2 separate regions of the Homo sapiens genome follow, and region 2 is linked to region 1. Evidence: chromatin contacts called from ENCODE Hi-C or POLR2A ChIA-PET data. All regions are on one chromosome and are shown on one strand. Each heading gives the region's core, a stretch centred on a gene start or an enhancer-like site at or near the end of the contact. The rest is flanking DNA. Distances are from core to core; before and after follow the strand shown.

Region 1 (5,855 bases), core at 1,759-4,258:
CCAAGGGGTGAAGCAGCTGGGGTATTTATTCACTAACTCCCATCGGCAAATGGCTGAGAGATGCTTCCAGGGGGTTTTAATCCTCAGCATTTTAAGGCTGCTCTGCGAAGGGGCTCAGAGGGCTTTGACACTCAGAGAAAGCTCATTGGCAAAGATTTGCAGGTGCTTACAGTTGGAAGTGACTGGATAGCAAGCATATGAATGGGAAGTCCTGAGGTTGTGTGGTCATGGCACAAGAGAATCAGGTGAAATAACTGTATAATATTTCATCATATTACTATACTACCATTTTTCTATTTGCTTTGAGAACAGACTTTAATTGTCCAAGTTTTAGAAAGAAGTCAGTTAGTATAACACTCATGTGAAACTTAGAATAGGTACCTAAGAGTTGTATTAAATTGTTTTATAATTAACATTGTAGAAAGATGAATGCATTGTTTTTGTTCAAAAGTTGTTCATTCACTCTACACTCATTAAGATGACTATAATTAAAAGAAAGAAAGTGACAAGTATTGGGGAAGATGTAGACAGATCAGAACCCTTGCCCACTGTTGAGTGGGAATGTAAATTGTGCAGCCACTGTGGAAAACAGTATGGTAGTTCAGCAAAAAAATTTAAATTGAATTAGCATATGATCCAGCAATTCCCCTCCTGGGTATATACTCAAGAGAATTAAAAGCAGGGACTTAAACAGATAAATATTCATATTCCCCTGCTAAGAGTAGCTTTATGCACAGTAAACAAAAGATGGAAGCAACCCAAATGTCTATCAATGCATGAATGGATAAAGTGTGGTCTGTACATATAATGGAATATTATTCAGCCATAAAAAGGAAATATGGCATATTCTATTACATAGGTGAGCCTTGAGGATATTATGCTAAGTGAAATAAGCCAGTCTCAAAAGAACAAATACTGTCTGTATAATTCTACTTATATGAGGTACCTAGAGTAGTCAAATTTACAGAGACAGAAAGAAGGGTAGTTTCCAGGGGCTGAGAGAGTGGGGAATGGAGAGTTATTGTTTAATGAGTATACAGTTTCAATTTTGGAAGATGAAAAAAGCTCTGGAGATGGCTGGTAGCAACGGTTGCCCAACAATGTAAATGGACTTAATGCCATCAAACTGTACACTTAAAAATGGTTAAAATGGTAAATTCCATTTGTATAAGTCTTACTTTAATAAAAAGAATCCTGCAAAAAATTTAAAAATAAAAATAAGCAAATGAACTATTACAGGCCACAACATGAAGTTTTTTAAGCAAAAAAGATGTACATTAATTTCCTCAATATCTGCCATGCTGTACATACTTAGCTTTTTGAAATAGCATCTAGAGCCTGTGAAAATAGCAATAGACATTTTGGGGCTCTCTGATGTTCTTGCCATCCTTACTCTAAATTCATTCACACCCAAAGTCTTCCTCGTGCTAGAATAAAGCCAGCATTCGATCCAAAAATACAACAGTTTGACCTGAGCTCTTCCGCCAAGATACAGTTCACTTGCAGTTGTGTGTTTCTAATGTTGGTGAAGAAAAGCCAGGAGCCTTCAATGTCCAGAAAGAGTTGGCAACACGGGTTGGCCAGTGGTGTCTATGTTGAGAGCTGGTTCACCTGCCCTCTTCAGAATGGTTGTCAAAATCTGTTCAGGAAGCCCTCAAGGAAGGCAGTTTTCAGGCTAGCCTATTGGTCCCCTCCCCCAGAGTATGTTAGTTCAGCATCTGTCTCAGAACAAGAACTCAGTAAATATCTCACAAATTAATGAATAAATAATTAAACCAATGAATAAATAAATGAAATTCTACAAGAAAAGTCCAACAAGCCTGGAAAAAAGCTGTGCCACCATTAGTTATTCTAATACCCCTGCTCCCCCGTCACTGAAGGAAATAGATGCTGCACTGGGAGGACATGTCATCTTCATCAAACCCCTGCCCGGTGGAAACACCAGGCAGGCAATAAGCCCCACAGAGCCCTCTCTCTGCACATTCCCATCCCTGTGCCTCACAGTCCCTTCCAACATAGGAGCCTGAGGATAGATCACAAACTTCCCAGCTGTTCCCTAGAGCCCTATCACCCAAGAAGGAGAAGGAGCTATGAGGAGGAGGCTGGGGTGGTAAGACTTGGGACCCCCACATGTATACACACATAGTCAGAGCAGCTCTGACTTTCATCTATTTTATATTTTAGTTTTCCACAGAAGATTCAATGAGGTGGGCAAGTTTCCTCTCAAAAAAAAAAAAGAAAGAAAGAAAACACTGGTCTAGCTGCATATTACATGACTATAATCTCCCAGAGGGCAAGAGACTGGAATTGTACCACCATCCCCTAATACCTGGTACAATGCCATGAACTTGATCGGGAAGTGTCTTGGGGCATCAGGCAAGAAGTGCCAATTACCTGGGTCCTAATCCCAGCTCCAACATAAACCTGCTGGGCAAGCTACATGATAAATACTGTTCCATCTTTACTCTTTAAAAAGTGCCACTCTGGAGATTTTTCTACACTAACATCTCCTCATGAATACCTCATTCATGATTTTATCAGCTTAGTTGAAATGTTTTATTTTAGCTGAAGACATCTGAATCGAGCCTTCACTTTCACATTCGGTCAGCATCCTGCACACATGCATATGCACACGCTCTCACCCGCTCCATTCCCCAACACCGCAACCCACATCCCACCACACCCCGCATCCCATCCTGCCGCCCAGGGCACCCTGGGACTCCCCTGCATCCCTCTTTAGATGCCAATTAAGAAAATAAATAGTTCTTATTATCCACTTACCCTTAAATACCTTCCTTGAGAAGTACTTACATCGTTTTTAATGAAGTGATCTGGTGGACAAAGCAAAAACTAATCCAAATTGCCAAGAGCCCCCAGAAGTCCCAATAATTAGTTCTATTCTATTCTCCCATAATGTAAGATATGGTTTTTAGCCTCTAAATATTTACTATTTATTATAGTAAGATGTGGTGTATCTAACTCAAACAGCTAGCGAGCTACCACTCTGCCCAACAGCTGTGCTTTCAAGTGGTTCAGTACATAACCACAAACACTGTGGCTGTATTGCTCTCTGTAAACACTATAAAAAGTCAAATATGCCTATATGCTTCTCAAGTTCACTCAGACCAAAAAAAAACTCACCTGTCCCATATACTATCAATAAAATAACTCCAAAAAGTCCAAATAAATGCAGAATAAACATTTAAAATACTCTAGGCTGGATATCTTTTTACATTGTAATTCACTGTAATTAGTCAAATCCTGTCAGAATGTTGATACAGGATATTTGGTGAACTGGTCAAGTTTAATCATCTCTCTAAAATGAATGGCAAGAATATATTAATATATTATAAGGTCACTCTCCTGTCAAAGGTACAATTAATATAGACAGCACAGGTAAGCCACCAAGGACTCCAAAAGTACAGAGAATAATGTAGAAACCTTTCCATATCTGTCAGCCCCTATCACCAGTTAACTATCAAATTTTGCCAATTCAACTACTTTTGAAAGGTCAATTTATAAATGTCTTATACTATAATCTTTTGTATGTGTGTTCACAGAAAATCAAACAGGCATGTGGCTGTTTGGGGGCAGAGAAATTAGAAGAGAGCACTATCCCCTCTGACGGGGCAGGTACTGCCTCATATGTTGCTTTGGGCTAAAACCCTGGGTCTCTAGGTGCTGAGAGAAGCTAGAAGGAAGGATGACAAAGTCTGTAATTCCTGGGAAATGAGACAGGCAGCATAGCCCATCCAGGCTCTGACTCACTTGGAGACCTTCTCTCTTCTGGCTCCATCCATCCCCCACGTCAATCATAACAAAGAGGAAATCAGCTTTGCCCTCGGGGATGCATCTGGCAACAATTATGATTTGGGGGTGAGTCCAGGTTTAGTTAGGGTATAGGAGGTGCACTGACATTTGCTGAGTGCCAACTATGTGCCATGCAACACTTTACCTTAGTACCTCTCTACCCTGACAACCAGTTCATCATCACCTGGAAAACAGGAAGGAAACGTGGGAAGGCCTGGGACCACTCCAAACCAAGTATTTCACAGTCAGAACAATTACTTTACCGTAATCCTCTCAACAGCCTCATAAACTAGGTACTGCTGTGCTCAGATATGACATAGACATTAAACAGCAGGGCCAGAATTTAGAGCCATGGCTATCTTCTTTCTAAAGTCCTACTCTTTTCCCTGACCGCAGCACTAGAGACTAGCTAGTCTGGTCCTCATTTAGACCATACAATCAATTCAGAAAGTAACTAGATACTTCATATGTATTTTAAATGGAATAAATGAATATATCATGTTCTAAAACTTGAATTAGAAAGGTAAGTTTGTCCAAGTAGATCAGATTAATGAAACAAAGAATCAGACTGCAAATGTAGGCCCAGGTTAACAAAGAGTGCAAAGCCTTTCATTCCTTCACTGTGGATAAAATGTTCACTCTATTCGTCATCTCTTCAAATATTCTTCAGTCTCCTTGCCTGTTTTCTGACTGGGATTCCAATTACATCACTGTTAGTTTGATATTGTCCCACAGCTCTTGGATAGTCTGCTCTGAGTTTATTTTTGTTTTGTCTTGGTTTTCACTTTTTTTCCTTTGTGCTTCAGTTGGGGCAATTTCTACTGACTTGTCTTCAAGTACCCTACTTCCTCAGCACAGTCACGTCTGCTACTGAGAATAACAAAGTTATTAGTCTTTCACTGTGTTTTTCATCTCCAGCATTTCCATTTGGTCCCTTTTTATGGTCTCCATCTCTCTGTCAATACCCTTATATGTTCATCCATGCTATCCCCCTTTTGCACTGGACACTTTAATATATTAATCATTACTACTTAAATTTTCTTTCTGATAATTCTAACATCAGAGTCATATCTGAGTCTGATTCTTTTGGTGCAGGACAGGGGCAGCCCTACACCCTGCATCTGGTGAAGGATGTGTAGGAACAGGATTTCCCTGAAGTGGGGTGGGTGGGAGAAAGGTAATTGCAACTTGCTTGATTTTCTGACCTGTGGACTTAGAATGAACTTTGTCATGAGAACAGACTTTTATGGGGTTCCCACCAAATCTTTCTGGTTGCAATTTGGTCAGTTAGATGTGGTCTAGGACTGGAGGTTTCTATGTGGTGGGTTTTCTACGTAATGAAGCTGCTAGACCATTCTGCCCACCCCTGCTCCCCAGCCCAATGGAAGGTCTGCATCTCATGTCATCCCACGAGGCCACTCACTGCCTCTCACTATTCTGCGCCTCTCATGATCACTTGCACAGTCCCCTCATTTCTTTTTTATTAACCACTTTATTGAGATATAATTTCCATACCATAGAATTTACCATTTAAAATGTACAGTTCAATGATTTCGGGTATATTACATTATTAATTTGAAAAATTTTTGTAAATGTAGGTAGCGAACTTTGCCATTTTAACCATTTTTAATTGTATAATTCAGTGGCATTAATTATATTCACAATGTTATGCAACCATCACTACTATGTATTTCTAAAATTTTTTCATCACCCTAAACAGAAACTCTGTAATCATTAAACAACAACTCCTCGTTCCCCTCTCTCTCTAGCCCCTCATAGCTTCTAATCTACTTTCTGTGTCCATGGATTTGCCTATTCTAGGTATATTATGTAACTAGAATCATACAATATTTGTCCCTTGATCTGGCTTATTTCACTTAGCACAATGTCTTCAAGGTTTATCACATTGTAGCATGGATCAAATCTTCATCCTTTCCTATGACTGGGTAATATTCCATTGTTTATCCACTCATCTGTTGAAGGACATTTGGGTTATATCCACCTTTTGGTTATTGAGAATAATGCTGTACAAGAGTCTGTTCTAG
Region 2 (5,855 bases), core at 894-3,393, 38 kb before region 1:
AGCTTAAGGGCCACCTGCTAGCTCGGTAATCTCAAGCAAGTCCCTGAATTTCAGTTTATTTATCCATAAAACAAGACTAATGACAACCACTTCCCTGGAAATACAGCTAAAAACGTTCAGCAATTTGTACAACGCTATGTGGACATTAATCCTTACTACTCAGAAATAAGCAGCTGAGAGATGTTTGTAACCATTCCCATTTCCCCCGCCACACACACACACACACACACACACAAAGCTTCGTCCTTTACAATTTATTTCTTCCTTAGAGTTTGGATCACTTCTACCTGTCACACACCATCTTCCTTACGATCCCAGCATCACTGGGATGTAGCAGGGAACTGACGCCATCCTGTCTGCCTTCCAATGTGGAACAATGGCACACAGTAGAGCATCCAAGGTACATCAACAGTGACAAAGATGACTTGAAAATTCACAGGGACATTTGAGTGGGAGTAATAAGTTTGGTTTATTAAGCTTGTGGCTTTTCTTAATCTGGCTCCTCCTTATCTCACCTTCTGCTCTGACAGGAAGTCACTGCTCTGCGTTGGTTTTGTTCATTCTGTTTAACATGTAGAAAGCTTTACTGTTGCCACACACCTGTACAAGGAAAGCAGGTTTTTTATAAAATTCTGTGTTCTGGGAGGGTACTCATTCACATACAACTTAACATACAGGGAGGTCAGGCAGGTGATTTGGTCTAGGTCATAAGCTGTGTTGCCTTGGGCAAATTACTTAGCCTCTTGGAACTTATTTCTTCCATTGTAACATAAGTTGTCCTGCTTTCCTCAAAGACATAGACATGAAACCATAAATGATCATATAAAAAGAATTTTGGAAATAAGGTATTTTACTTATATATTATTAAGTTATAATGAATAATACATAATTATAGTATTATTTTTTATTATTCCTACTCTTTGTGCTAGAAAACAATTTGAAAGGAGTCTCTTGCAATCTGCCGAGCATAATAGCTCTGGATTTTAATTCTCCTTTCTAAAATGAATGGAAGATAAAATGCATACCTCTTAAAAGAAAGATCTGTTGATTTAATGCAAATTTTGATCAGTGTTACTAGGAAGTGATTGGCATTCTGATGCGTGATCTGTTTGTATTCATTTTATATTTGCACTGCTGATCAGTGTCTGGCACAAACAGAATCTTGTAGAATCTTGAGTCTAATACCTTTTGTATTGAAGGCCTGGCAATGCATTGTCATCTGTTCCTGGGAAGAATTACAAAATGCAGTCCTTTATTTTTAAAAGACATTATTATTAAGTCCCTGGAAAAACACATGGCCATTTTCAATTAAAAATGAGTAAAAGAGAGACTCTGAATCAAAAATAGTTGCCAATGTTCACCTTTAACAACATTATGAAATCTCACAAAAATGTAACTAAAATTTAACCAAATTTGGGCAAACTTAGAGAAACGACATGAGTAGGGATGTTTGCTGCAAAACATATGGTTTTCTCTGGTTGGTGCTCAGGCTTTAGCTAAGCCACATTGTGAAGTAACCATAATCTGTGCAAGGTCCATGTCTCTCTTCATCATAAATCTATGTCCAAATGAAAAAGAGAGAAGAATGAAATATGATAGGCACCATTTTGTGCCAGGAAAAATAGTAAGTATTGCTTGAGAGCAATGGACATCTTTGAACTCTGTCTGCAACTTCATTACATTCTTATGGCATGGATATTTTTCATTTATAAATATTATATACACATATAGTATAAATTTTCTTTATAGCATAAGTACTCTGATACAGGTATTAGAGATGGTATCTCCAGATATGAGTTCTTTATGGCATACATACCTCTCCCAAAAAAGTGCTAAAAGCAATTAGCCGGATGTGGTGGTGGGCGCCTGTAGTCCCAGCTACTCGGGAGGCTGAGGCAGGAGAATGGCGTGAACCCAGGAGGCAGAGCTTGCAGTGAGCCGAGATCGCGCCACTGCACTCCAGCCTGGGCGACAGAGAGAGACTCCGTCTCAAAACAAAACAAAACAAAAAAGTGCTAAAAGCACAGACCTGAAAGTCCCCAAACTGATACATAACGTTTACACCTAGGTGTGAAAAAAAATCTTACCCCTAGAGCACCTGTGGTGAGAAAGTCAAAACTTACAAGAACAAAACTCAGTCTTCAGAATCTTCTTCCTTCATCACAGGATCAACACATTTCATCTGGGCTTCTTAAATCTAAATCTTTAAAATGACTAAGTTTTCTTCCTTTTCTCTGTTTTTCCTAATAGTTGGGGCTTATATGACTCATGTGTGTAAGTATCTCCTATATCTACATGTAAACATTAAATGAATTTCTACTGACTATATTGTTATATTATAGATGAAAATTATTTTCACAATCATTCCTATCTTTCTGAACTGTAATGTATTATACAAATTTTTCATCAGTAAAATTATTGTAGCTTTTAGGTAGGGTTATTGTTGTTTTTTAAGCTTTGAAAATAATATAGTGACTGTCATTGGAAGAATTACATGAAACAGTAGTTTAGATCTTTTGTGTGAAACCTTTTGGTCTACTTTTGTAGGTTTCAATATGGAAATTATTGGAGGGAAAGAAGTGTCACCTCATTCCAGGCCATTTATGGCCTCCATCCAGTATGGCGGACATCACGTTTGTGGAGGTGTTCTGATTGATCCACAGTGGGTGCTGACAGCAGCCCACTGCCAATATCGGTGAGTCCTCCACACTTTTCCAGACATGTGTTTTTTCTGAAAGTTATTATAGGTACAAGAGAAGCTTACCTCTCCTGAATGAGAATTTGATCTACTGTTAGCTTCTGTGGTTACTGACCAACTGGTGGCGTTTATTTACCTTCTTCCACATCCACGCTTTCTGTCTTGGGTTTTCCTTTTCAGAGAGAACTGAGCTGCTTTTCCCAGGCAAGACATTAGACAAATTCAAGTCCTCTGTATAATGCAGGGAACACAGCAACAGTAATACTTGAAGCAGCAGTACTCTTGACCTTGTTAGATCACACTGCTCAAAAGGAAATCAGACAACCTGAGCTTGCTCTGTGCTCTGAGCTTCCCCATTTTACAAAGGGGTAATAATCATATCATACCTGCTTTGTGGGTTTTGAGAATTAAATAGTATCTGTTTAAGTATTTTAGCATGCTTGGCACATTTAGTAAGCACAAAAAAATTGCAGCTATTATCATTAGTATTATACGCATGAGAAGCCTACTTTGCCACTCCTAACAGTAGCTACCTAACAGTAGCTACTCACCACTTACAACTTTCCTAGGTGGAAAAAAACAAGTTATTGATGACTTCTAGAAAGAGAAAGATAATGAGAGAGTTATTTTCTAGGATACTTAGAATGAAAGCTTTTCTGAAGACAGAGTAAAACCTTCCAAAGTCCATTTCAGCCTAGGATTCTCTTACTTCAGCTAATAAAGCACAAAACCCCTCTTGGGATGCTGCAACCATCACAAAAGGAAATGCCAGTAGAAAACTAATTTGGTATTTGTTGTTTTGTTTGTTTGCTTGGGTTTTTGGTTTTGTTTTTTGTTTGTATATATGTTTCCTTATGTTTCTTACCTAATAAGCTGAAATGGAGCCTTCTCCTTTTCTTTCACTTAAAGATCTCTCTTAGCTGTAATGGTTTGCTCTCCAGGCATTGTCTATATCTAAACAGAACAATTGAATTGATTTGCTTTTCTATGCTTTGGGGGTTTTGTCTGATTACCCCATTTAAATGGAACTGTTTGATCACAAATTGGAAGTTTTGAAGCCTGCAAACTGGGAGATCTTCTGCTATCTCTAAATAGCAAGCCACTGATTTCCAATTTAATATGGTTACTTCATTTACACAGGGTTCTTGCCCTCATAGAAATCACACTCTCATCCCCATCACTTCTCTCTTCTCCAGGGCATTTGCCCCCTCGAGATCAGAGAGACAGAGTGGGGAACTGTCAGCGAATGTTCATTTGATGCAAAATATGCACATCTTCAAATATGCTCATAATACACATTCAAATGGTCTATAACCTCCCCAGACACAGAGCTTGACTTCTAAATGTTCAACAAACTTTGGATGGAAAGAAAGAAATACACTGAAAGATCTTTCTTTCTTTCTTTCTTTCTTTGGCTAGGCCTGAAACATGGTGTATGAAAAAGTGCTTCACTAGCCATAAAGTGTTATAGGAAATTAAATAATATCACTAAGTTGAATTTTAAATTTTGTCAAGTGGATTTAACTCACGAGAAGCGGATTCCCAAATTGGGGAAAGAGATTATTGACAAAAGACTGGAGAGAGGTCTTGGAGTTTTTTGTGTTTTGTTTTTTTTTTCTTAAAACAAACTATTGCTAAATATCATTTTAAATGGCTGGGGTATAAAGAACTGCAAAATATGTAGATCAAATTTCCTCTACAGGACACTTGGGTGTAAAAAGTAGGCAGATCGGTGGTTGGAAAAATATTAAGCTTTATGAAATTCAAAATATTTACAAAATAGCTCAATGGTGGCTTCCCACAAATGTACTCCCCAGTATCCTGTGGGAATAGTTTGCCCCAAGCCTCTCTCTCAGCAAAATTTTGAAGAGGGCCAAACCTGGGAGTGCTCCCTTCTCACCAGCCATCCACACATCTCCTCCCTCAATATTCTGGCCCCTTTATTAGTTGCCATGTCAAATATAAAAGGAAATTGATAAAAAATGTCCTGTACAAACTTATTTTCAGCATTTTAACTTACCAGAAGCAAAACTCTCACCAGCTGTTGTACCCTGTTCTCCTGATTCTCTCCCAGGCCCCTCTCACAGAGCACTTCCTCCTGCCCCAACCTGCCTAGCAAGTTGTTAGATGGAACCTTCCACAGCCCCTTCCACATGGCCTCACTCCATCTCAAATGCTCAAGGCTCCTGGAACAAAATGGTTCAATGTTCAGGCTCTAGATTCAAGCCAACTGAGCTTTAATCCTGCCCGAATTTGCCTCCTGGAGGCAAAGGTCCTCAAGTTTATTCGTTTACCTGAACCTCAATTTCTTCATCTATAAAATGGGGATTGTCATAATACCTATCTCACCACGCTGTTGTGCGGTTTAAATGAGGGAAGCTTTGTAAAATGCTTAGCACAGAACACAAAGAACTTAATAGATGTTATCGAGTATTGTTATACAATTATCTGTGCCTTCCATGGTAATAACCAAGGAACTAATCTGATGTTGACGAGATAAGACTGGGAAGACCTCCCTCTCTGACAGCCAAGTTCTTCTCCCTCTCTCTTAGGCAAGAGAAATCTCCAAGACATAGGGACCCTGCCTTTGCTGCCAGACCTCAAGGGGCGGGTCTAAGCAGAACCACTGTTGAGTGTCCAGGCGCGCTGGCAGAGAAAAGAAGAGGCTTGAAGGGGGTTGGCACGGGGTTCAAAGAGGGATTGAGGAAAGAGCACTGGACTGGGAGTCACCAAAAGCCAAATTTGGGTCCTGATTCCCCTATTTATGAGGTGTGTCACCTTGGACCAGTCAGAGAACAATCTTTTACTGGTAAGGAATACACAGCCCGTCAGCTTTACCAGCCTTGAAAAAGGTTATTGTTAGGCTCAATGGAGACAATGTTTACAGATGTCTTCAGCAGACCCACTATAAGCCGCACTGTAGTTCTGCTCCATATATGAATCTCTTCCAGGAAAGCTCAGGGTGGGACTCCGGAAACCACATTTTAAACCAACACCTCCAGGTGATTCTGAAGCAAGTCTGAAGACTGCATTTGGGGAAATCCTGTGCTGTGCAACTGAAAAACACTGGCATTATTACTTCCTCTTTGTGTGAATTCAGACTTCAGTTTAGCTAAGGAGGTGGCATCCCAGAACTCAAGTAATTCCAGGTACCCTG

What was found. Hi-C counts contacts between places; a loop is a spot of excess contacts on that map. ChIA-PET counts read pairs that join two places held with the same protein, here RNA polymerase II (POLR2A). Pooled maps may share reads with other maps.
Region 2: a map of natural killer cell shows a loop between it and region 1 (2.9-fold over the local background). The contact joins the promoter of GZMK here to the enhancer-like site in region 1. A Hi-C loop is called at or near these places in 6 of 168 maps with a recorded cell type or tissue (CD4-positive, alpha-beta T cell, CD4-positive, alpha-beta memory T cell, CD8-positive, alpha-beta T cell and 2 more) and 11 of 50 pooled maps. POLR2A ChIA-PET finds 5 or more read pairs at or near these places in 19 of 52 experiments (CD4-positive, alpha-beta T cell, CD4-positive, alpha-beta memory T cell, CD8-positive, alpha-beta T cell and 12 more).

The regions. Positions count from the first base shown.
Region 1 is chr5:55,059,588-55,065,442 of GRCh38, forward strand. No RefSeq gene overlaps it. Among named protein-coding and RNA genes, the nearest start is that of GZMK, 38 kb to the left of the region's middle. Within about 2 kb of position 3,009, at least 3 of the 41 ENCODE cell types and tissues checked have a DNase peak (open chromatin) inside an H3K27ac peak, as active enhancers do; they include CD8-positive, alpha-beta T cell and natural killer cell, where a contact is called at or near this core.
Region 2 is chr5:55,022,113-55,027,967 of GRCh38, forward strand. It overlaps GZMK (granzyme K), which reads left to right and starts at 2,144. Exons shown (of 5, transcript NM_002104.3): 1 at 2,144-2,274; 2 at 2,548-2,695. The coding sequence starts at 2,211. LOC102467081 (a long non-coding RNA gene) reads right to left here and starts at 2,057. Exons shown (of 3, transcript NR_104662.1): 1 at 1,817-2,057; 2 at 516-600.